2 separate regions of the Homo sapiens genome follow, and region 2 is linked to region 1. A link is an interaction called in ENCODE POLR2A ChIA-PET data of the cell type or tissue named here. Cell type or tissue: A673. All regions are shown on one strand. Links, peaks and the distances in the headings refer to the core of each region. The heading gives the core; the rest is flanking DNA.

Region 1 (12,506 bases), core at 6,883-11,882:
GACCTTGGCTCACTGCAACCTCCGCCTCCCAGGTTCCAGGGATTCTCCTGCCTCAGCCTCCCCAGTAGCTGGGATTACAGGCGCATGCCAACACGCTCGGCTAATTTTTTGTATTTTAGTAGAGACAGGGTTTCACCGTGTTGCCCAGGCTGGTCTCAAACTGCTGAGCTCAGGCAATCCGCCCACCTCGGCCTCCCAAAGTGCTGGGATTACAGGCGTGAGCCACTACGCCCGGCTGGTGATTTATTTTTAAAAAGAAATGTATTTCTTTTTATTCCTTTTTATTTAATTCAAACAGTCATTGAAGGAATTTGTTTCTTACAGTTACGGAGGCTGAAAAGTCCAAGGTCAGGGAGCTGCTTCTGGTGAGAGCCTTCTTGTTGGCAGGGACTACAGAATCCCGAGGTGATACAGCGCATCACATGGTGAGGGGGCTGAGCATGTTAACTCAGGTCTGTCTTCCTCTTGTTACACCATTTCCACTTCCATGATAACCTATTAATCCTTTAACCCATTTATCCATGAATGGATTAATCCATCCATGAGGTCAGAACTCTCATGACCCACTCACCTCTTTAAGGCCCCACCTCTCAATACTGCCACATTAAGGGTTAAATTTCTACATGAGGCCGGGTGCAGTGGCTCACGCCTCTAATCCTAGCATTTTGGGAGGCTAAGGCAGGTGGATCACTTGAGATCAGGAGTTCCAGACCAGCCTGGCCAACATTGTGAAATCCCACCTCTACTAAAATACAAAAATTAGCCAGGTGGGGTAGTGAATGCCTGTAATCCCAGCTACTCAGGAGGCTGAGGCAGGAGAATCCCTTGAACCCGGGAGGCGGAGGTTGCAGTGAGCAGAGTTCACACCACTGCATTTCAGCCTGGGTGACAGAGCAAGACTCCGTTTCCAAAAAAAAAATTTCCACATGAATTCTGAAGGGGATAAATATTCAAACCATAGCAGAAAGTATGAGAAATGTGTCACCAAATAGAGAATATCAATAAAGAGACAGAAATTATGGCTGCCTGTAGTGGCTCACATCTATAATCCCAACACTTTAGGAGGCCAAAGGGGGAGGATTGCTTGAGGCCAGGAATTTGAGACCAGCCTGGTCAACATACTGAGACCCCATCTCAATTAAAAGAAACAAAAAGAAAAAAGAAGAAAAGAAATTAGTTTAAAAGAACCAGGCCGGACGCGGTGGCTCACGCCTGTAATCCCAGCACTTTGGGAGGCCGAGGTGGGCGGATCACCTGAGATTAGGAGTTCGAGACCAGCCTGACCAACATGGAGAAACCCTGTCTCTACTGAAAATACAAAATTAGCTCTGCATGGTGGTGTATGCCTGTAATCCCAGCTAGTCGAGAGGCTGAGGCAGGAGAATTGCTTGAACCTGGGAGGTGGAGGTGGAGGTGGAGGTGAGCTGAGATGGCGACATTGCACTCCAGCCTGGGCAACAAGTGTGAAACTCCGTCTCAAAAAAAAAAAAAAGAACCAAATAGGCCGGGTGTGGTGGCTTATGCCTGTAATCCCAGCACTTTAGGAGGCCAAGGCAGGCAGATGGTTTGAGTCCAGGAGTTCAAGACTAGCCTGGGCAACATGGCGAAACCCTGTCTCTACGAAAAATACAAAAAATTAGCTGGGCGTGGTGGTGTGTGCCTGTAGTCCCAGCTACTTGGAGGGCTGAGGCAGGAGGATTGCATGAGCCCAGGAGGTCAGGGCTGCAGTGAGGCAAGATTGTGCCACTACACTATAGTTTGGGTAATACAGTGAGACCCTGTCTCAAAGGAAGGAAGGAAGGAAGGAAGGAAGGAAGGAAGGAAGGAAGGAAGGAAGGAGGGAGGGAGGGAGGGAGGGAGGGAGGGAGGGAGGGAGGGAGGGAGGGAAAGAAGAGGAAGGAAGGAAGGAGAGAAAGAGAGAGAGAAAGAAATATTGGTGTGGAAGAGTACAATAACAGATGAAAAATCCACTACAAGGTCTCAACAACAGATTTGAGCAGACATAATGAGAAAGAGTGAACTGGAGGCAGGTCAACTGAGACTATCCAATCTGAGAAAAAACAATCAAAAGGAATGACAAAAAATGAACAGAGCCTCCGAGACTTGTCATATGTCATCAAATAAACCAAGGTGAGGAGAGAAGAGAAAGGGACAGAAAGAATATTTGAAGAAATGGCTGAAAACTTCCCAATTTGATGAAAAGCATTAATTTACAAATCCAAGAAGTCCAACCACCTCCAAGTAGGAAAAATTCAAACAGATCCACAACTACACACATCATAACCACACCATCAAAAGACAAAGATTAAGAAAGAATGTTGAAAGTAGCAAGAGAAAAGTTACTCATGTGTACAAGGGATCCTCAATATGATTTATCAACAGAAACCTTGGAAGCCAGAGGCAGTGGAATGACATCAAAGAGCTAAAAGAAAAAGACTGTCAGTCAGGTGCTGTGGCTCACGCCTGAAATCCCAACACTTTGGGAGGCCGAGACAGGCAGATCACTTGAGGTCAGGAGTTCGAGACCAGCCTGGCCAACATGATGAAACCCTGTCTCTATTAAAAATACAAAAATTAGCCTGGTGTGGTGGTGCATCCCTGTAATCCCGGCTACTCAGGTGGCTGAGGCAGGAGAATGGCTTGAACCATGGAGGCGGAGGTTACAGTGAGGCAAGATTGTGCCACTGCACTCCAGCCTCGGTGACAGAGCAAGATTCCTTCTCAAAAATAAATAAATAAGAAAAAGAAAAAAACTGTCGACCAAGACGCTACATCCAGCAAAGGTATCCCTCAAAAACTAAGAAGGTGCAGTGGATCATGCCTGCAATCCCAACTAGTCAGGAGGCTGAGGCAGGACGATCGCTTGAGACCAGGAGTTTTGAGACCAGCTAGAACAACATAGCAAGACCCCATCTCTAAAACAAAAACGAAGAAGAAATTAAGAAATTAAGACATTCTCAGATGAACAAAAACTGAAAGAATTTGTCACTAACAAACCTGTCCTCTAAGAAATACTAAAGGGAGTCCTTCAGGCTTAAATGAAAGCATACTAGATAGTAACTCTAATCCATACGAGGAAATAAAGAGCTTTAGTAAAGATAACTATATAAGGTAAATATAAAGACAATACTGTCTTTATATTTATAATTTTATTTATATTTAAATATAATTTTATTTGTATTTAAATATAATTTATATTTAAATACAATTTTTGCTTGTAAATTTCCTTTTCTCTTGTCATATTTAAAATACAATTATATTTAAAAATTATAAATGTATATGGATGGGGCTGGGCATGGTGGCTCACACCTGTAATATCAGCCCTTTGGGAGGCAGAGGCGGGTGGATCAATTGAGGTCAGGAGTTCAAGACCAACCTGGCCAACATAGCGAAACCCTGTCTCTGCTAAAAATACAAAAATTACCCGGGTGTAGTGGCTCACACCTGTAATCTCAGCTACGCAGGAGGCTGAGGCACAAGAATCGTTTGAACCCCAGAAACAGAGGTTGTAGTGAGCCAAGATTGCCCCACTGCACTCCAGCCTGGGTGTCAGAGTGAGACTCTGTCTCAAAAAAAAAAAAAAAAAAAAAACTATGTTGATGGGCATACAAGGTAGAAACATGTAATTTGTATGACAATAACTGCATAAAGGAGGAAGGTGAAAATAACAGCTATACAGAAGCAAAGCTTTTATTTATTTATTTATTTATTTTGAGACGGAGTCTCGCTCTGTCGCCCAGGCTGGAGTGCAGTGGCGCGATCTCGGCTCACTGCAAGCTCCACCTCCTGGGTTCATGCCATTCTCCTGCCTCAGCCTCCCTAGTAGCTGAGACTACAGGCGCCCGCCACCACGCCCGGCTAATTTTTTTTTTGTATTTTTAGTAGAGACGGGGTTTCACCGTGTTAGCCAGGATGGTCTCGATCTCCTGACCTCGTGATCCCCCCGCCTCGGCCTCCCAAAGTGCTGGGATTACAGGTATGAGCCACCGCGCCCGGCCTGCAAAGCTTTTATTTACTGTTAAAATTAAGTTGATATTAATTCAGATTAGATTATTATAAATAAAGGTATTAATTTTAATCCCCAGGGCAACCATTAAGAAAATAACTCAAGACCGGGTGCTGTGGCTCACGCCTGTAATCCCAGCACTTTGGGAGGCCAAGGCGGGCGGATCATGAGGTCAGGGGTTCGAGACCAGCCTGACCAACATGGAGAAACTCTGTCTCTACTAAAAATACAAAATTAGCCGGGCATAGTGGTGCATGCCTGTAATCCCAGCTACTCGGGAGGCTGAGGCAGGAGAATTGCTTGAACCCAGGAGGAGGAGGTTGCGGTGAGCAGAGGTCACGCCGTTGCACTCCCGCCTGGGCAACAAGAGCGAAACTCCATCTCAAAAAAAAAAAAAAAAGAAAAGAACTCAAAAGATTATTAAAGGAAATGACAAAGGAATTAAAATAGAACACTATTTAATACAAAAGATAGTAGTAATGCTGGAATGGGAGGGGAAATACAAGACATATAGAAACAAATAGCAAAATGGCAGACATAAGTTCTATCTTATAGGAATTACATTAAATGTAAAAGGCAGAAATTTGCATAGTGAGCAAAAAAATATGATTCAACTATAAGCTATCTGCGAAAGACACATTATAGATTCAAGGACACTTATAGGCTGATACCTGATGTGGTCACTCATGCCTGAAATCCCAGCACTTTGGGAGGCTGAGGTAGGAGGATTGCTTGAGGCCAGAACGTTGAGATCAGCCTAGACAACATAGTAAGACCCTGCCTTGCTAATTAAATAATAACCTCACTTTTTTTAACAGCAAAAAAAAAAAAAAAAAAAAGGAAAAAAAAGACATTTATAGGCTGAAAGTAAAAGGAAGAAAAAAGATACATGATGCAAACAATAACCAAGTAATCTCAATTGGCTTGTGCTAATACAAGACAAAAAAGCACTGAAAGTCAAAAATTGTTACTAGAAACAAAGAAGGACATTTAAAAATTATTAAATGGTCTCTTCTTTTGTCTTTTCTTCTTCTTCTTTTTTTTTATACGGAATCTTGCTCTGTCCCCAGGCTGAAGTGCAGTGGCACAATCTCAGCTCACGGCAACCTCCACCTCCCGGGTTCAAGCTATTCCCCTGCCTCAGCCTCCCAAGTAGCTGGGACTACAGGCACGTGCCACCACGCCCAGCTAATTTTTTTGTATTTTAGTAGAGACAGGGTTTCACCATGTTGGCCAGGATGGTCTCAATCTCCTGACCTCGTGATCCACCTGCCTCAGCCTCCCAAAGTGCTGGGATTACAGGCGTGAGCCACCATGCCGGCTCTTTTTCTCTTTTTTTGAGACAGGGTCTCACTCTGTCACCCAGGCTGGAATGTAGTGATGTGATCATGGATCACTATAGCCTCAAACTCCTGGGCTCAAGCAATCCTCCCACCTCAGCCCCCAAAGTAGCTGGGACTATGGGCACACACTATCATGTCCAGCTAATTTTTAATTTTTTTTTGTCAAGATAGGGTCTCACTATGTTGTCCAGGCTGGTCTCAAACTCCTGGGCTCAAGTGATCCTCCCACCTTGGCCTGCCAAAGTCCTAGGATAACAAGTGTGAGCCACTGCACCCAGGCAAAAGGTCCATTTTATCAATCAAGAAGATGGAAAATAAAAGAGAAAAGAAAAGAAAAAGATGTAGCAATTATAAACATAAATGCATCTAACAATGAAGCTTCCCAAAACATGAAGCAATAATTGACAGACTTGAAAGAAGAAATAGGCAATTCAGGCTGGGTATGGTGGCTCATGCCTGTAATCCCAGCACTTTTGGGAGGCCAAAGTGGGTGGATCACTTGAGGTCAGGAGTTCGAGACCAGCCTGGCCAACATGGTGAAACCCCATCTCTACTAAAAATATAAAAATTAGCCAGGCGTGGTGGCGTGTGCCTGTAATCCCAGCTACTTGGGAGGTTAAGGCAGGAGAATTGCTTGAACCTGAGAGTCCTTGCTACTCCAGCCACTGCACTCCAGCCTGGGCAACAGAGTGAGACTCCACCTCAAAAAAAAAAAAAAAAAAAGGAATAAGCAATTCAATGATAATCACTGAGGACTTCAATACCTCCACTTTCAATAATGGATAGAACATCTAGACAAAAGATCAACAAGGAAAGGGAGGATTTGAACAATACTATTAACCAACTAGACTTAACAGATATCTATAAAACACTCCACCTAACAATAGCAGAATATATATCCTTCTAAAGTTCACATGAGGGCCAGGGGCAGTGGCTCACGCCTATAATCCCAGCACTTTGGGAAGCTGAGGTTGCTGGATCTTTTGAGGCCAGGAGTTCGAGACCAGCCTAGCCAACATGGCTAAGCCCCTTCTCTACTAAAACTATAAGAATTAGCCAGGTGTGGTGGCGCATGCCTGTAATCCCAGCTACTTGGGAGGTTAAGGCAAGAGAATTGCTTGAACCTGAGAGGCAGAGGTTGCAGTGAGCTGAGATTGTGCCACTGCACTCCAGCCTGGGCAACAGAGTGAGACTCCACCTCAGCGCCTGTAATCCCAGCTACTGGGGTGGCTGAGGCACGAGAATCACTTGAACCTGAGAGGCAGATGTTGCAGTGAGCTGAGATTGCACCACTGTACTCCAGCCTGAGCAACAGAGTGAGACTCCGTCTAAAAAAATAAATAAAAATAAAGTGTACATGAAAAAATTTTTCAGTATAAAATATATTTTAGGCCAAAAAATAACTCATAAATTTTAAAGTATTGTAATAATGCAAAGTATGTTTTGTAATCATAATGGAATAAAATTAGAAATTAATCACAGAAGAAAATGAGAAATTCACAAATATGTGGAAAATAAAAAACATATTCCTAAATAAACAATGAATCAAAGAAGAAATTACAGGGATGTTAGACAACACTTTGAAATAAATAAAAATAAAAACAAAACCTATTAAAATTTTATGCAATGCAGCTAAACCAGTGCTTAGAGGGAATTTTATAGCTGTAAATGAATAAATTTTAAAAAGAAAAAAGACCTCAAATCAATAGCCTAAACCAAAGAAAAAAAGCATCTAGGAGCTGTGGCTTATGTCTATTATCACAACATTTTGGGAGGCTAAGGCGGGAAGATCACTCGAGGCCAGGAATTTGAAACCCACCTGGTCAACATAGTAAGACCCATCTCTACAAAAAAAAAAAAAAAAAAAAAAAAAAATAGCCAGGCATGGTGACACTTGCCTGTAGTCCTAGCTACTTGGAAGGCTGAGATGGGAAGATCACTTGAGGCCAGGAATTTGAGGCCAACCTGGTCAACATAAGACCCATCTCTACCCAAAAAACAAACCAAAAAAAAAAAAAAATTAGCCAGGCATGGTGACAATTTCCTGTAGTCCCAGTTACTTAGAAGGCTGAGATGGGAGGATCACTTGAGCCCAGGAGCTTGAGGCTGCAGTGAGCTATGATCGGGGTACTGCACTCCAGCATGGGACTAGACTGGAAATAAATGAAATAAGGAATGAAAAAATAATAGATAAAATCAATGAAACCAAAAGTTGATTCTTTGAAAAGATGAACAAAATTGACAAAATTTTAGCTAGATGGACCAAGATAAAAAGAGAGAAGACTCAGCTGGGCCTGCTGGCTCATGCCTGTAATCCCAACAGTTTGGGAGGCTGAGGCAGGAGGATCATTTGAAGCCAGGACTTTTTGGGGGGATTTTTTGGCTTTTCTTTGAGACAGTGTCTCACTCTGTTGCCCAGGCTGGAGTGCAGTGACATGCCATTCACTGCAACCTCGAACTGCTGGGCTTAAGCGATCCTCCCAACTCAGCCTCCCTAGTAGCTGGGACTATAGGTGTGAACCACCACACCTGGCTAATTTTTGTATTTTTTGTAGACAGGGATTTCGCCCTGTTGCTCAGGCTGGTCTTGGACTCCTGGACTCAAGCAATCCACCTGCCTCAGCCTTCCAAAGTGCTAGGATTACAGGTGTGAGCTACCATTCCTGGTCAAAGCCAGAAGTTTGAGACCAGGCTGGGCAACAAAAGTGAGATGTGTCTACACAAAACAAAATTCAAAAAATTAGCTGAGCTGGCATGGTGGCATGTACCTGTAGTCCTAGTTACTCAGTAGGCTGAGGCAGAAGGATCGCTTGAGCCCAGGAGCTCAAGGCTGCAGTGAGCTATGCACATACTTCACTTCAGCCTGGGCAATAGAGCAAGACCCTGTCTCAAATAAATAAATAAATAAAGCTTTCCAACTTGGGCCCAGCAGAATGGCCCGCAAAGAAGGGTGGCGAGAAGAAAAAGGGCTGTTCTGTCATCAACAAGGTGGTGACCGAGAATACACCGTCAACCTTCACAGGTGCATCCACGGAGTGGGCTTCAAGAAGCGTTCCCCTTGGGCATGCAAAGAGATCTGGAAATTTGCCATGAAGGAGATGGGAACTCCAGATGTGCGCATTGATACTAGACTCAACAAAGCTGTCTGGGCCAAAGGAATAAGGAATGTCCAAGACCTTATCCGTATGCGGTTGTCCAGAAAACATAATGAGGATGAAGATTCACCAAATAAGCTCTATACTTTGGTTACCAATGTACCCGTTACCGCTTTCAAAAATCTACAGGCAATGTGGATGAGAACTAACTGCTGATAGTCAGATACATCAAATAAAGTTATAAAATTGCTTTCAAAAATAAAAATAAAATGAGAGAGAGAGAGAAGACTTAAATTGCTAAAATCAGGAATAAAACAAAGAATGTTATCATCAGGCTCACAGAAATAAAAATGATTATAAGGGAATATTATGAAAATTGCATGCCAATAATTAGATAATCTAGATGAAATATAAGAATTCCTAGAACGACACAAGCTACTGAAACTGACTCAAGAGGAAATTTTAAAAAATTAAATAAACCCATAACAAGAAAAGAGACTGAATTACTCATTAAAAATAAAAAAGTTCCACAAAGAAAATCCCAGGACCATGTTGTTTCACTGGTGAATTCAGTCAAATGTTTAAAGAACACTTAACACCCTTCCTTCCTTCCTTCCTTTCTTCCTTTCCCTCCCTCCCCGCTTCCCTTCCTCCCTTCCTCCCTCCCTCCCTCTCTCTCTCTTCCTTCCTTCCTTCTTTCTTTCTTTAGACAGGGTCTTGCCCTTCCTTCCTTCCTTCCTTCCTTCCTTCCTTCCTTCCTTCCTTCCTTCCTTCCCTCCCTCCCTCCCTCCCTCCCTCTCTCCCTCCCTCCCTCCCTCCCTCTCTCCCTCTCTCCCTCCCTCTCTCCCTCTCTCTCTCTTTCTCTCTTTCTTTCTTTCTACACGGTCTTGCTCTGTTGCCCAGACTGGAGTGCAGTAGCAAGATCATAGCTCACTGCAACTTCCAACTCTTGGGCTCAAGCAATCCTCCTGCCTCAGCCTTCTGAGGTAGCTAAGACTACAGGCATGTGCCACCATGATTCCTGGCACTACACACATAGTATTTTCTGTTGAGATAGGATCTCACTATGTTGTCCAGGTTGAACTCCTAACCTCAAGCAATTCTCCTACCTCAGCCTCTCAAAGTGCTGGGATTACAGACATGAGTCACTGCACCTGGCCATACCACCAATTCTTCACAAACTCTTCTAAAAAAATAGAAGAGGAGGTTGGGTGCAGTGGCTCATGCTTGTAATCCCAGCACTTTGGGAGGCTGAGGTGTGGGGATCACTTGAGCCCAGGAGTTAGAGACCAGCCTGGGCAACATGGCAAGACCATGTCTCTACTAAAAATACATAACATTAGCCCGGCATGTTGGCACGCACCTGTAGTCCCAGCTATTTGGGAGGCTGAGGTGGAAGAATCATCTGAGCCCAGGAAGTGAAGTCTGCTGCAGTAAGCTGAGATCGCACCACTGCACTCCAGCCTGAGTGATGGGAGTGAAACCCTATCTCCAAAAAAAAAAAAAAAAAAAAGAAGACAACATATCTCAATTCATTCTATGAGATCGGTATTACCCTGATTGGTAATCAAACCAGATAAAGACATCACAAGAAGAAAATTACAGACTAACATCTCTTATAAATATAGACACAAAAATCTTCAACAAAGTACTAGAAAACTTAAATCCAGCAACATGTAAAAAGATTATGCCCTATGACCAACTGAGATTTATCCCAGAAATGCAAGGTTGGTTTAACAAATGAAAATTAATCAATGTTATACACCATATTAACAGGAGACAAAAACCACATGATCATCTAAATAGACAAAACATTTGATAAAATCAAACACTCCTTCATGATAAAAACACTCAACAATCTAGGAATAGAAGGTAACTTCCTCACTTTGATTAAAGTACAGCTACCAAAAAAACAACAGCTAACAACACACTTAATAATGAAAGACTTGCCAGGTGTAATGGCTCATATGTGTAAACCCAGCACTTTGGGAGGCTGAGGTAGGAGGATCCCTTGAGGACAGGAGTTTCAGACCAGCCTGGTCAACATAGCAAGACCCCATCTCTAACTGAAAAAAGAAAGAGGCCAGGCATGGTGGCTTATATCTGTAATCCTAGCACCTTGAGAGGCCAAGGCAGGAGAGCAAAAAAAAAAAAAAAAAAATTAGCCAGGCATGGTGGCATGCACCTGTAGTCCTAGCTACTCAGGATGCTGAGGTGGGAGGATCATTTGAGCCCAGAAGTTGGAGGTTACAGTGAGCTATGATTGCACCACTCTAGCCTAAGTGACAAAGTGAGACCCGTCTCAAAAAAGAAAATAAAAAATATGAGTAAGTTTAACAAGAGAAACACAAGATTTGTACAATGAAAACCACAAAACACAGCTTGGCACAGTGGCTTATGCCTGTAACCCTATCACGTTGGGAGGCCAAGGTGGGAGAACTGCTTGAGACCAAGAGTTTGACACCAGCCTAGGCAACAAAGCGGGACCCTGTCTCTAACTTAAAAAACAAAATAAGTCCAGGTGAGGTGGCTCACACCTGTAATCCCAGCACTTTGGGAGGCCAAGGTGGGTGGATCTAACCCCATTAGAGATGGGGTTTCACCATGTTGCCCAGGAGTTTGAGACCAGCCTGGGCAACATGGTGAAATCCCGTCTCTAAAAAAATTTAAAAATCAAAAAAATACAAAATAAAAAACAAAGTAAACCTACAAAAAATACAGTTGAAAGACATTAAGAAGCTTTAAATAAATGTTAAGACATTCGATGTCCGTGGATTGGAATACGATATTGTTAAGATGGCAATACTCCTTGATCTACAGATTCAAGGGAATTCCTATTAAAATCCTAGATGGCTTTTTTGTGGAAATTGACAAGCTGACCCTAAAATTCATGTGGCAATGTAAGGGACCCAGTATATCCAAAGCAATCTCGAAAAAAGAGAACGAAATTGGAGGATTCATACTTCCTAATTTCAAAACTTACTACAAAGCTAAAATTATCAAGCCTTTTGATACTGGCATAAGGACAGACATATAGAAGAACGAAATAACATTGAAAGTCCAGAAGTAAACCAATATATTTAAGGTCCAATGAGTTTTGGCAAGGGTGCCAAGAGGATTGAATGAGGGAAATAATATCTTTTCCAACAAATGGTGCTGGGACAATTGTGCATGGAAAAGAACGAAATTGGACCTCTACCTCATACCATATACAAAATTATCTCATAATGAATCAAAGACCTAAATGTAGGAGCTAAAAACAACAAAATTCTTAGAAGAAAGCACACGTGTAAATCTTTATGATACTGTATTAGGCAATGGTTTATTAGATATAGATATGACACCAACAGCACAAACAAGATAAATTGGACTTTATCAAAATATAAAACTTTTGAGCTTCAGGCCGGGCGCGGTGGCTCATGCCTGTAATCCCAGCACTTTGGGAGGCCGTGGTGGGCGGATCATGAGGTCAGGAGATCGAGACCATCCTAGCTAACACGGTGAAACCCCGTCTCTACTAAAAATACAAAAAAATTAGCTGGGCGTGGTGGCGTGTGCCTGTAGTCCCAGCTACTCCGGAGGCTGAGGCAGGAGAATGGCATGAACCCGGAAGGTGGAGCTTGCAGTGAGCCGAGATTGCGTTACCGCACTCCAGCCTGGGCAACTCAAAAAAAAAAAAAAAACTTTTGAGCTTCAAAGGACACTATCAGAAAGTGAAAAGACAACTAACCTGCAGAATGAGATAAAATATCTGCAAATCATATATCTGATAAGCATCTAGTATCTAGAATATATAAAGAATTCTTATAACTCAACAATAAAGAGGCCGGGCCTCTTTACATGCCTGTAATCCCAACACTTTGAGGGGCCAAGGTGGGAGGATCACTGGAGTCCAGGAGTTTAAGACCAGCCTGACCTAGTGTCTACAGACATTTTTTTTTTTTTGAGTCACAGTCTCACTCTGTCACCCAGGCTGGAGTGCAATGGCATGATCTCAGCTCACTGCAACCTCCGCCTCCCGGGTTCAAGCAATTCTCCTGCCTCAGCCTCCCAAGTAGCTGG
Region 2 (12,506 bases), core at 4,929-9,928, 110 kb after region 1:
TTCTTCTATCTCAGCCTCCCAAGTAGCTGGGATTACAGGCGCCTGCCACCACACCTGGCTAATTTTTGTATTTTTAGTAGAGACGGGGTTTTGCCATGTTGGCCAGGCTGGTCTCGAACTCCTGACCTCAGGTGATCCACCTGCCTCGGCCTCCCAAAGTATTGGGATTACCAGAAGCCATCCTAATATTACCAGAAGCCATCCCAAAGTATTAGGATGACCAGAAGCCATCCTAATAACATAGAGTTGTTTTAACACACATTTTGTATGTTATATGTATTATCTACTGTATTCCTACAATAAAGGATGCTAGAGAAAAGAAAATATTAAGAAAATCATAAGGAAGAGACAATATATTTACTATTCATTAAAATAGAAGTGGAGTATCATAAAAGTCTTCATCCTCCTCATCATCTTCGCATTGAGGAGGAGGAGGAGGAGGAGGAGGGCTTGGTCTTGCTGTCTCAGGGGTAGCAGAAGCAGAAGAGGTGGAGAAGTTGGAAGGGGGGCCGGAGAAGCAGGTACACTTGGTATAACTTTTTTTTTTTTTTTTTTGAGACCGAGTTTCACTCTTGTTATCCAGGCTGGAGTGCAGTGGCTCAATCTCAGCTCACTGCACCCTCTACCTCAGGTTCAAGCAATTCTCCTGCCTCAGCCTCCCAAGTAGCTGGGATTACAGGCATGCGCCACCATGCCTGGCTAACTTTATATTTTTAGTAGAGATGGGGTTTCTCCATGTTGGTCAGGCTGATATCAAACTCCCGATCTCAAGTGATCCGCCTGCCTCAGCCTCCCAAAGTGCTGGGATTACAGGCATGAGCCACCATGCCCAGCTGGTCGGTATAACTTATTTTTTTAAATCTGCATGTAAGTGGACCTTTGCAGCTCAAGCCTGTGTTCAAGGCTGAACTTTTTTCTACAGATGGTTGACCTTTCTACATTTTAAGAAATTTTTGGCTTCTATTATAAAATTGGTCTTTCTTCTCCAAGTGCATCCCAACTAACAGAAAGGGATGATCCAAAAATGCTTTAGTGACAAGGAACTTCAGCTTGAACTTTAAAAACAAGACAGTCCTATATCACCAATTTGTAAAGGGATTAAACATTTTTTGTTTATAAACAAAAGGGGGTTCTTCAGTATGATTAATAACTGATTATAAATAAAAATAATACACTTATCTATATCTCCCCATAATAACTCATATGTCACTGTCAGTGAAATGGATAAGAACATTTGTCTCCATTTCTGAAACCTGTAATAGTATGTAATTGTTTGTACATATCACTTGTCCAAATCAGTGATTCTCAAACTTTTTTATTTCACAGTCTCCCTAAAAGTTCCCCTAAAATCCTCCCCCAATTCTGATTTCCCTGCCTATAAGATTCCCTTTTTGTTTTGTTTTGTTTTGTGAGACGGAGTTTCGCTCTTGTTGCCCAGGCTGGAGTGCAATGGCATGATCTCAGCTCACTGCAACCTCCGCCTCCTGGACTCAAGCAATTCTCCTGCCTCAGCCTCCCAAGTAGCTGGGATTACAGGCATACGCCACCATACCCGGCTAATTTTGTATTTTTAGTAGAGATGAGGTTTCACCATGTTAGCCAGGCTGGTCTTGAATTCCTGACCTCAGGTGATCTGCCCGCCTCGGCCTCCCAAAGTGCTGGGATTACAGGCGCGAGCCACTGTGCCGGTCAAGATTCCGTATTGTTAAGAAACAAAAAGTAACCGTGGTTTCATTTGTCTGTCTGTCTTATAAATAATCAGAGTTTCCAAATGAACTGTAGTTTGTCTAAGTATGAGACTGAGAAGACTGGAAGGAAATAGGAGGCAAAATTGAGGACTCCTACAAAAGGGAAGCTTGGGGACATAGTAATGAGACTTGCTGTGGTTACCAGAGGCTGGTATATCCTTTTACCAGATCTTACTACTCTACCTAACATCAGGTGTGATTTGGAAAGGATTAATGTTCCCATCAAGTAACCTCTCTTCCTTCCTGGGCACCAGGTCTCACCAGCTCAGCCCACCCCTAGTACTGGGGGGCGACGGCGGCGCACAGTAGATGAAGATCCAGATGAGCGACGGCAGCGCTTTCTGGAGCGCAACCGGGCTGCAGCCTCCCGCTGCCGCCAAAAGCGAAAGCTGTGGGTGTCCTCCCTAGAGAAGAAGGCCGAAGAACTCACTTCTCAGAACATTCAGCTGAGTGTGAGTGGGTCCTGGATGCTTATTGGAATTGTTGAAAATCCAGAAAGTGGGATGGAATCAGAAAAAAGTGGTACAATTTGATAGAAGATGGTAATTCTCTAATTAGGACAGATCTAGTTGTCCCATGAAGAATCTCTTAACGGTCAGAGTTGAAATCTCTTTCATAGGTATTGGTGAAGACACTCACCATCTACCCCCAAATCTCCTATTAGAGTCATCCTTAAACGCATTTGGATGAAGGAATTAGATTAAGCACCCCAGGGTGCTCTTTTAAATCATCTGTAGAATCTGACTGGGGTCATGAAAACCAAAAGGGAAATGTGTTTGCCCTAGATAATGCAGCTTAATAAAAGAGAGAAAGAAAAAAGTGCTACAAGCACAAATAGAATAATTATAATCTATAATCCATACCTTCTCTTGAATGTTATTTTTCCTTCTGATTATTAAAATATTAAATTTAAAAAGCAATATATAAATACATTTCTATTATAAAATATACACACAAATGTACAGAATAGAAACAAAGTCCCTCTTTAATCTGCCTTTTCTAGTCCCGTTCTCTTTCCTGTAGATACATTCAGTATGTACCTTCCAGACAGATTCATATTCCTAAATATTTTTTATTTATAGTTCTTGTGTAGGGCTGGAGGGGTTGTGTGCTTGTTTTAACATAAGCAGGTTAACAGTGTTTCCTGGAGATCTAGCCATGGATATGGGAGATCTACCTCATTCTTTTTAATAGCTGTATAGTAGTATATTCTGTAGTGTAGTGATGTTATAAGGTATGGATATTGATACTGCTCTAATTTTTTGCTAGAACAATGTTGCAATGAACATTGCATGCACCTGAGTAAACAGTTCTGTTATGTAGATTCCTAGAAGTAGGCTTTCTTAGTCAAAGAGCATGTGTATTACTAATTTCAGTAGAATCATATTTATCTTAAACAGGAGTAATGTTTCTATTATAAATCCTGACTTTTCACTGTAAGCAACTCCTGTCATTGAATTCATGACTATACTGGCCCTGGGCTCTGTGAAGCCTTGCTGGATCAGGAGTCTTGTCCCAATTCAGGGGAGAAAATCGAGGCAATATTCTGTCCTTCCTTTGGGAACAGCCACTGAGGGTGCAAGAGTAGAGGATGAATTTTCTTGATACTCTTTTCTTCCCTCCCTCCTCAGAATGAAGTCACATTACTACGCAATGAGGTGGCCCAGTTGAAACAGCTACTGTTAGCTCATAAAGACTGCCCAGTCACTGCACTACAGAAAAAGACTCAAGGCTATTTAGGTGAGTGGCACACAACCTAAGCTAAGTCAGTCAGTCAGTAAACTGCATGTACTGAGTGTCTCAACTGCTTATAATTTTATAACTCCATTCTGAATGTTCTGGGGACCCCACGCTGATGAGTGAGTGGCCCTTGTGGAGCAACCAGACCTAGAAAAAAAATGTTTTTGTAGACGATATAGAGCTAATTATCTGTTATAGTTGGGGGTTGAAGGGTAGCAATATTTACCGGGTGCATATTTTGTGTTAGGCATGCTACAGTCTTCCCAAGTCTCTCATGAAATGGATATTATCTACATTTATATGTGAGAAAACTGCACTCTGCACTCAGATTAGGTCATTTAGCCAAAGTTACCAAGCTGGGAAAGTGGTGAAGCCAAGATTTACATCTATGTTTTGTTTTGTTTTGTTTGAGACGGAGTCTTGCTCTGTCGCCCAGGCTGGAGTGCAGTGGCACGATCTTGGCCCACTTCAAGCTCTGCCTCCCAGGTTCACGCCATTCTCCTGCCTCAGCCTCCCGAGTAGCTGGTACTACAGGCGCCCACCACCATGCCCAGCTAATGTTTTGTGTTTTCAGTAAAGACGGGGTTTCACCAAGTTAGCCAGGATGGTCTCAATCTCCTGACCTCGTGATCCACCCTCCTCAGCCTCCCAAAGTGCTGGGATTACAGGTGTGAGCCACCGCGCCCGGCACATCTATGTTGTTTTTTTTTTGTTTTTGAGACAGAGTCTTGCTGTGTCACCCAGACTGGAGTGCAATGGCACGATCTCGGCTTACTGCCACCTCTGCCTCCCAGGTTCAAACAATTCTCCTGTCTCAGCCTCCGGAGTAGCTGGGACTACAAGCACCAGCCACCATGCCTGGCTAATTTTTGTGTTTTTAGTGGAAACAGGGTTTCATCATATTGGTCAGGCTGGTCTCAAACTCTTGACCTCAGGTGATCCACCTGCCTCAGCCTCCCAAAGTGCTGGGATTACAGGCATGAGCTACCGCGCCCAGCACATCTAGGTATTTCTTATTCCAAAGATACTGTCTTGGCCTAGAAAACACATAAACCACAGATGATACATTGGGATATAGGGTACATTTTATCTAATGATAGGCTGACGTTGGTTTCAGTTTGTAATCTATGAGTGCACATAAAATACTGCTAGAAGGCAATGGCCACAGAGTTGTGCTCAGGACATGTGCAATTCTGAAGTTAAAATTACTGTGAATAATTTGCCTATGGTCAATAAAAGCTAATAAATGCTAGTTTTCTTTTTACAAATTAAATTCATAGAACTATTGCTCTCAAACTTTGATATATTGTATTATTTTTCCACTGTATTATTTCAGAGATGTGTTCCCATAGAAAAGGAGTAACTATATCACCAATTTTAAACATCTCTACTTAAATTTTAATTTTAATATGTACTTCAGGGTGCATTCATTCATTAAGCAGATATTGATGGAATGTCTATTCTGTGCCAGTCACTGTTTTTCATGCTGGGGATATAATAGGGAACCAAATAAATTAGATTAAATCCCTGCCCTTGAGGAGCTTATATTTTAGTGGGTGAGACAGACAATAAACAAGATAAATAGGTAAAATATATGACATGTTAGATAACAGTAAATGTTAGAAGAAAAATAAAACAGGGAAGGGTAATATGAAATGTTAGCAGCAGGATAGAAATTTTAGATTAGGTGGCTTTTGAATAAAGACCTGAAGGAAGTGAGGGAGCTATATGCATTTATATGGAAGAAAAGTACTATAGGGAGGAGGATCAGCAACTGCAAAGATGCAAAGTCGCAAGGTACCTGGTACATCTAGGAACATCAAGGAGGCTCAGCTGGAGTTGGGGGTGGAGAGTAGTTGGAGACAAGTAGGGGACGTAATAGCAGCATTTTATGTAGGGTCTCATCAGTCATGGTGAGGATCTCAGCTTTTACTCCACACTGGGGGCCATTAGAGGGTTTTCAGCAGAAAAGTGATATAATTGATCTGACTAGGCTGGGCGCATGCCTGTAATCCCAGCACTTTGGGAGGCCAAGGCAGGCGTATCACCTGAGGTCGAGAGTTCGAGACCAGCCTGGCTAACATGGTGAAACTGCTTCTACTAAAAATACAAAAAATTAGCTGGGCGTGGTGGCATGCGCCTGTAATCCCAGCTACTTGGGAGCCTGAGGCAGGAGAATCACTTGAACCTGGGAAGCGGAGGTTGCAGTGAGCTGAGATGGTGCCATTGCGCTCCAGCCTGGGCAACAAGAGGGAAATTCCGTCTCAAAAAAAAAAAAAAAATTGATCTGACTTACATTTGAACAGGACATCAGGGGTACAAGGGCAGAAGCAGGCAGTCCACTTAGGGGCTGTTACGGTAATACAAGCAAGGGATGACGGTAGTGAAAGTGACGAGAGCAGGCTGAATCCAGGATATGTTTTGAAGTTAAAGTGATGAGAGCAGATGGGATGGTATATATGAGAAAAAGAATAAAAAATTACACCAAAGTTTCTGGCTTAAGCAACCACAAGAATGAAGTTGTCATTAATTGAGATAGGGTAAAGTGTAGGGGAAATGGTTTGGGAGGTATATCAGGAACTCAGTTTTGGACAAACTGAGTTTAAGGAGCCTATTAGGCTTACAGGTGGAGATGTCAAGCAGTCAGTTGGTTATATGGATTTGTAATTCAGAGGAAAGGCTGAAGATAAAACTCTGGGAGTCGGCAGCATATAGCTAGTTTTGGTTTTGTTTGGTTTGGGATTTTTTGGAGGCAGGGTCCACCTCTGTCTCCCAGGCTCTCAAGTGATCCTCCCCACTCAGCCTGAGTAACTGGGACCACAGGCGTGCACCACCATGCCCAGCTAATTTTTTTTTGTTATTTTAGAGATGATGTTTTGCCATATTGGCCAGGCTGGTCTCAGACTCCAGGACTTAAGGGATCTGCCCGCCTTGGCCTCCCAAAGTGCTGGAATTACATGTGTGAGTCACCACACCTGGCCATAGTTAGTTTTTAAAGCATTGAAACCAGATGAAGTTCCCAAGGGAGACAGCAGAGCTAGAAAAAGAGAAGTCCCAGGAATGAACCATGGGGTACTCCAACATTTACAGTTCATAGAAATGAGAAAGAACCCACAAGAGACTGAGAAGAAACAACCAGGAAGTGAGGAGGAAAACCAGCTACAGAGCCAAATGTGGTATTCTGTAAATCAAAATAAAAAAGTGTTTCAAGAAGTTCAGTGATTTTAAATCCTGTTGCTCGGTGGCTCACGCCTGTAATCCCAGCACTTTGGGAGGCTGAGGCGGGCGGATCACGAGGTCAGGAGATCGAGACCATCCTGGCTAACACGGTGAAACCCCATCTCTACTAAAAATAAAAAAAATCAGCCAGGCATGGTGGCGTGCATCTGTAGTCCCACCTAGTTGGGAAGCTGAGGCAGGAGAATCGCTTGAACCCAGGAGGCAGAGATTGCAGTGAGCCAAAATAGTGCCACTGCACTCCAGCCTGGGTGATAGAGCAAGACTCTGTCTAAAAAAATACCAAAAAAACAAATCCTGTTGATGGGCTAAAGAGGATAAGGACTGTTTATCAGTATATAATCTATATACGGTCAGTTTTCCACTTAGTCCCTGCAAGAACTCTGATACATAGTTAATCCATTAAACTACTTATTCTTTTTTTTTCTCCTGCCTCAGCCTCCCGAGTAGCTGGGACTACAGGCGGGCACCACCACGCCCAGCTCATTTTTGTATTTTTAGTAGAGACGGGGTTTCACCATGTTCCCCAGGCTAGTCTCCAATTCTTGGCTTCATGTGATCTGCCCACCTCTGTCTCCCAAAGTGCTAGGATTACAGGTGTGAGCCACCGCACCCGGCCTTACATATTCATTATAGCAAAGATGTATTTAGTTCCTGCTGTGTGGTATAGATATTATGTAAGTACCTGACACATGATGAATAAGACACTGTCACTACCTCTGAGAGAATCATAGGGTCATATAAACCTGTGGATGAGGTAAGGATAGATATCCCAGTTAAAAAGCCCCTAAACTGGGAGCTTCCTAAGGATAGGGTTCCCGTTTTCTTCTCTGTGTACCCATGCCTGGTACATGGATGATGCTCAGTAAAATGTTTGATGAATATATGCTGTGAAAACACAAAGAATAAAACAGTTAATGTACTGAGGGTAACAAAGATGGCTTCACAGAGGACGCAATATTTGAATCTTTTTTTTTTTTTTTTTGAGACGGAGTCTCGCTCTGTTGCCCAGGCTGGAGTGCAGTGGCACAATCTCGGCTCACTGCAAGCTCTGCCTCCCGGGTTCACACCATTCTCCTGCCTCAGTCTCCCAAGTAGCTGGGACAACAGGCGCCCGCCACCATGCCCAGCTAATTTTTTGGTTTTTTTTTTTTTTGAGTAGAGACGGGGTTTCACCATGTTAGCCAGGGTAGTCTCGATCTCCTGACCTCCTGATCCGCCCAGCTTGGCCTCTGAAAGTGCTGGGATTACAGGCGTGAGCCACTGCGCCCGGCCATATTTGAATCTTAAAAGAAGACTCAGGCATTCATCAGGATGTCAGAAATACAACTGACTATGGAACGTTTGCCTTTTTTCCACATATTTCTGTTTAAGCAGCCATAGAGGCTATCCGATGTTTAATAAAACTCCTTGACTTGCTGAGTGTGATGACTCATACCTGTAATCCCGGCAATTTGGGAGTCTGAAGCAGGAGGATGGCTTGAGGCCAGCAGTTGAAGGCTGCTGTGAGCTGTGATTGTGCCATGGCACCTCCAGCCTGGGTGACAGAGTGAGACCCTCTAAAAAAATTTTAAAAACATTTGACTAATGAGCAACATGGAGTTACCATTGTATGTAGCTCAGGTAGTTGTGTTTAGTAGTAAAATGTTAGTGTCACTTTAGGTGGAGTGGCATAACTTATAATGTTTTATAATCATTAATGCCTAGCTAATTTTTAGTCAGGAGGGTCTTAAGATTTCTTTGTAGTTTTACATGTTAACTGAACCCGGGCCAGGGACTGGCCATTCATAATATCATTTAATTATAGCTTGATATCTATCAGACTTACCTGTGGTACAACTACATGGTAAAGGAACATTAAAAATAATGGAATAGGCCTGCCACAGTGGCTCACGCCTATAATCCCAGCACTTTGGGAGGCCAAGGCAGGCCAATCACTTGAGGTCAGGAGTTTGAGACCAGCCTAGCTAACGTGGCAAAACCCCATCTCTACTAAAAATTCAAAAATTAGCCAGGTGTGGCAGTGTGCACCTGTAGTCCCAGCTACTCGGAAGGCTGAGGCACGAGAATCACTTGAACCTGGATGGCAGAGGTTGCAATGAGCTGAGATTGCACCACTGCACTCCAGCCTGGGCAACAGAGCAAGACTCAGTCTTAGGAAAAAAAATAAATAAATAAAATAATGGAATAATTCAGTTCCTGTGAGAATTAATCAAAGAGGATGGCTAAAAAGAGATCTATTTTAAATCATCTTTAAAGAAATGAAGGCCAGGCGCAGTGGCTCATGCCTATAATCCCAGCACTTTGAGAGGCCAAGGCAGGAGGATCACTTGAGACCCTATCTCTTAAAAACAAGAAAGAATAGAAGTAATGAATAATAATAAGAGTTGGTAATGAACTATGCAAAGACCTAGAAACCAGACAGTGTAATTAACATGTTGGAGATTCATTTTATTGGAATAGATAGGTTAATTTTGGCCTAGTTCTTCCCTTCTTACAACTTCCCATTTCCTAGCCCATTTATGACTTAGAAGCCAGGATTCTGGGAAGTTTTCCCCAAAAAAAAGATGGGTTTCATTTCCCTTTTGGGCTCCTTTAGAATTATGGCAAAAGGTAGTCCTGCCTCTTTCCCCATTCTGTTTTCTAACCAATTGCTCTCTGCTCTTTGCCCTCCTTCCTGGCAGAAAGCCCCAAGGAAAGCTCAGAGCCAACGGGTTCTCCAGCCCCTGTGATTCAGCACAGCTCAGCAACAGCCCCTAGCAATGGCCTCAGTGTTCGCTCTGCAGCTGAAGCTGTGGCCACCTCGGTCCTCACTCAGATGGCCAGCCAAAGGACAGAACTGAGCATGCCGATACAATCGCATGTAATCATGACCCCACAGTCCCAGTCTGCGGGCAGATGATGCCTCCTCTGGTGGAGAGGTCCTCAGCCAGAGCTCGCCCGCCCAAGAGCCAAGAGAGATGTCATCTTATCCCCTCCCATCTGCCTTGGACATGGCAATATGGGTGGGGGGAATTGTGTGTTGTGAGTAATGGACAGATATGGGGCTTTTTAGCCATGTGGTCATGTACGTTTGACACCTGTGCTGGGGGCCTCCCAGCCCCGGAGCCTCATAGATCATCCCCCAGGGTGGGGTTTCTGATGCATCCACAGCCAAAGGCCTTTCCAGATGGTCCGAACAATCACCCCTGCCCCATGCACGTGTATCTGTCTCTTTTAACACTAACCCTTGGCACTTCTAGGTTTGGGGTTTCTCAGTTCCCTCTCTTCCCACTAAGCCGTGGCTGTTACCTTTTTGTTCCTTACCAGCATGCCACTTCCTGCCAGATAGAGGGAGGCTAGATTTGATGACATATTACCCGCTGACCCAGCCCCAGCCACCCCATGGACTCAGGACTCAGGTCTCCCATAGCTGCTTATTTACCCGTTTCCTTTTTCCTCTTCCTTAATTCTAGTTAAAACATTCACTTACGGAGAATGTAAGGTTACCTTTGATGTATGAAGTAGCAGTATTTTCCAGTTTTTCCATAAGCTTTATTCCTTCTCTCTACCTGCCACCAAAAAGAAAGAAACCCTCAAGAGTTCTAATTCTTTTTCATCTATTTGCAGAGCTATTTGGGTACCTCATTTTGTCCCTTGACTTTAGTGTAGTGGTGGGGTCTTTCCCACCACCCCACTAAGCCTTGGCAACCTCATTTTGTGGCCTTATTATTAAAGATTGCTTGGTAGTGAAAAGGGAAGGGCCCAGAATCTGACTGGCTGATTCTGTCTCCTCCCCTCCCTCCTTCTTTAGTTTAACCATCAGGGCAGACAGGAACAAAGTATTTCAAAGCTTGTTCCATCAAGTTAGGGATTAATCGATTCCTTTATGTTTTATAAGAGTTTACCGGCCAAAGCATATTGTCATCTTTGGTCATTTTTCTGCTCCTGCTTCTCTCTCTTCATTCCCCTATCAACATTACCGCCCCTGTCTCTCTTCTGTAACTACTTCAGACTCAGCCCTCCTGGAGGCTGTCATGTAGGGGACTCTCGAGTTCCTTTGTTCTACCCCATCTCTCCCCCTCACACATCTGTCTGCTTTTCTGAGCTAGAGTCTTCTGTTCACAAGTGCCCATCACCGTCTGGACTATCTTCTTTCTCTTTCACCAGGTTCCTAGCTTAGCCACTAGGTCTTCCAGGTCCTCCAGAGTTTCTTCAACCCATTTCTTCTCTCTTCTCTTTACATGCAGTGCTCCAGGATCTTGAAGCGTCATAGCCAAGATGCTGAGTGGGTTTACTTGAGTATAAGATTGAAAGGAGGGAGGAAGAGGAGAGGGAAAGTGCAGAACTGGTCCCAGCAAAGGACCCCAGGTTCTGGCCTGGGAAATTGGTGACTATTGCTCTCAACCATTCTTACTTTGAAGAGTTGGGTTGCAGAGGGAGCAATTCATCTCTCTTGTCCCTCTTCCACGTTAAGGCTTCTCATCTCCCCTTGGCTCTGAACTATGCAGTTTCTACCAGGACCATAGGAAGCAATTCAGAGCCAGAGGCCTGTGGATAGATAGGTCAGCTTTAATTGCCTTTCCGTATGAAACCCTTCCAGTTGTCCCAGAGCCACTTTCTGCCATCTGTGCAAGCCAAGAATGTCCTTCTCTCCATCTTTCCTACCTCCATCTTAAACATACATACAAAATAACTGCCAGCTTCCTTTCTTATTTTGTCTCCAAAATTGACTGTCACAGGGGAATGAGAAAATGTTCTAAGCTACAAGATTCCCGTTTCCTTAAAGTGATATCCTGTCCTAGTGAACCAGTCAGGTAACAGGTTCTGCTGCATTTGTTTTAAATTTCCCCTCCTGCTTTTCAGAGCTGGTGCTGAACAGGCCACACCCCTAAAGACAAAGGAGAGAAAACACGGTTTTCTCATCCTCTACCATCAGGTACCCAACAGGAATAGGCCCTGAAGTGATTCAGACTAGCAAATGTTATGGCAGATGGTCAGGACGCAGGTTACCACATCCAGGGACTTCACTTTTGCCTTTAAAAATTCACAGCCGTAACTTGTGCTCAGGACTTCCCCTTTAGCTGGCTGCTCCCTGGGATTTTCTCCTGCTTTAGAGTTTTGTTTCATTTTTTTATTGTCTTGATTTCCCAGTAGCAGCCTTGCCCTAAAGCTTGACTGAGTTTATGGCTCCTAAGGAGCTTTCCTAAGACTCTTGACTATTTTTCTTCCCCCTTCAGTCAAGTGTTTTTACAGTTAAGAATTAATTTGTAACTGCATACATGCCCTGCCAGTCTGTCCCTGTGTTGGGTGGCTAATTTATGTAGCGGGTCTTTTTTATTTCTTAGCCCCCATGACTAATTATCTAGTCCTAACTTCATTTTTATCAGTGGGAAGATGTGTACGGGACCTCAGTGAGGAGCACTGCCAGAACCACAGTAACAAAATGGCACTGAAATAAGGAAGCAGCAGGTCAGAACCCCCTAGATAGTTCTTGAGTTGGTTCTCAGTCTCACTAAGGAGGCAGAATAATTGCTGCCCTGAAACTTCTCTGATAGTCAAAGGTAACTTCACTTACCTTGTTATTGCTACCAGCCATGTGGTCACTCTCCCCAAATCTTTGTCTTCCAGATCCATCTGGACCAGAACCAAACATCATGGAAGGTGTCACTTGGCCCTTCCTAAAGTCCATGGCGTTTCTAGAGGCCTAAGGGAGGACACTTTCAGAAAGGAGCTGAGTGTATGGTGGGTGTCCTGAATTCGTTCATGTGAATACAGGACTCAGGCTTCCCACCCCACTCC

What was found. Peaks named below come from ENCODE experiments on the same cell type or tissue, not always from the same donor. Only the 100,000 strongest peaks of a DNase experiment are listed, where the experiment ranks them.
Region 2: POLR2A ChIA-PET joins it to region 1 with 5 read pairs; 13 of 35 experiments call an interaction of 5 or more read pairs at or near these places.

Annotation. Positions count from the first base shown.
Region 1 is chr12:53,628,932-53,641,437 of GRCh38, reverse strand. It overlaps the pseudogene RPL31P51. Among named protein-coding and RNA genes, the nearest start is that of ATF7-NPFF, 8.8 kb to the right of the region's middle. In A673, for the core only: no CTCF peak of the experiment used is centred there; a DNase peak (open chromatin) is centred at 9,047; H3K27ac peaks cover 989 bases.
Region 2 is chr12:53,514,258-53,526,763 of GRCh38, reverse strand. ATF7-NPFF (ATF7-NPFF readthrough) reads left to right here. Exons shown (of 15, transcript NR_159377.1): 10 at 2,003-2,200; 11 at 3,380-3,488; 12 at 9,410-9,749. ATF7 (activating transcription factor 7) reads left to right here. Exons shown (of 12, transcript NM_006856.3): 10 at 2,003-2,200; 11 at 3,380-3,488; 12 at 9,410-12,506. The coding sequence ends at 9,627. ATF7-AS1 (ATF7 antisense RNA 1) reads right to left here. Exons shown (of 3, transcript NR_046221.1): 2 at 12,283-12,411; 3 at 9,156-11,255. Among named protein-coding and RNA genes, the nearest start is that of ATF7-AS1, 6.5 kb to the right of the region's middle. RefSeq lists an enhancer at 9,176-9,675 and a silencer at 10,642-10,883. In A673, for the core only: no CTCF peak of the experiment used is centred there; no DNase peak of the experiment used is centred there.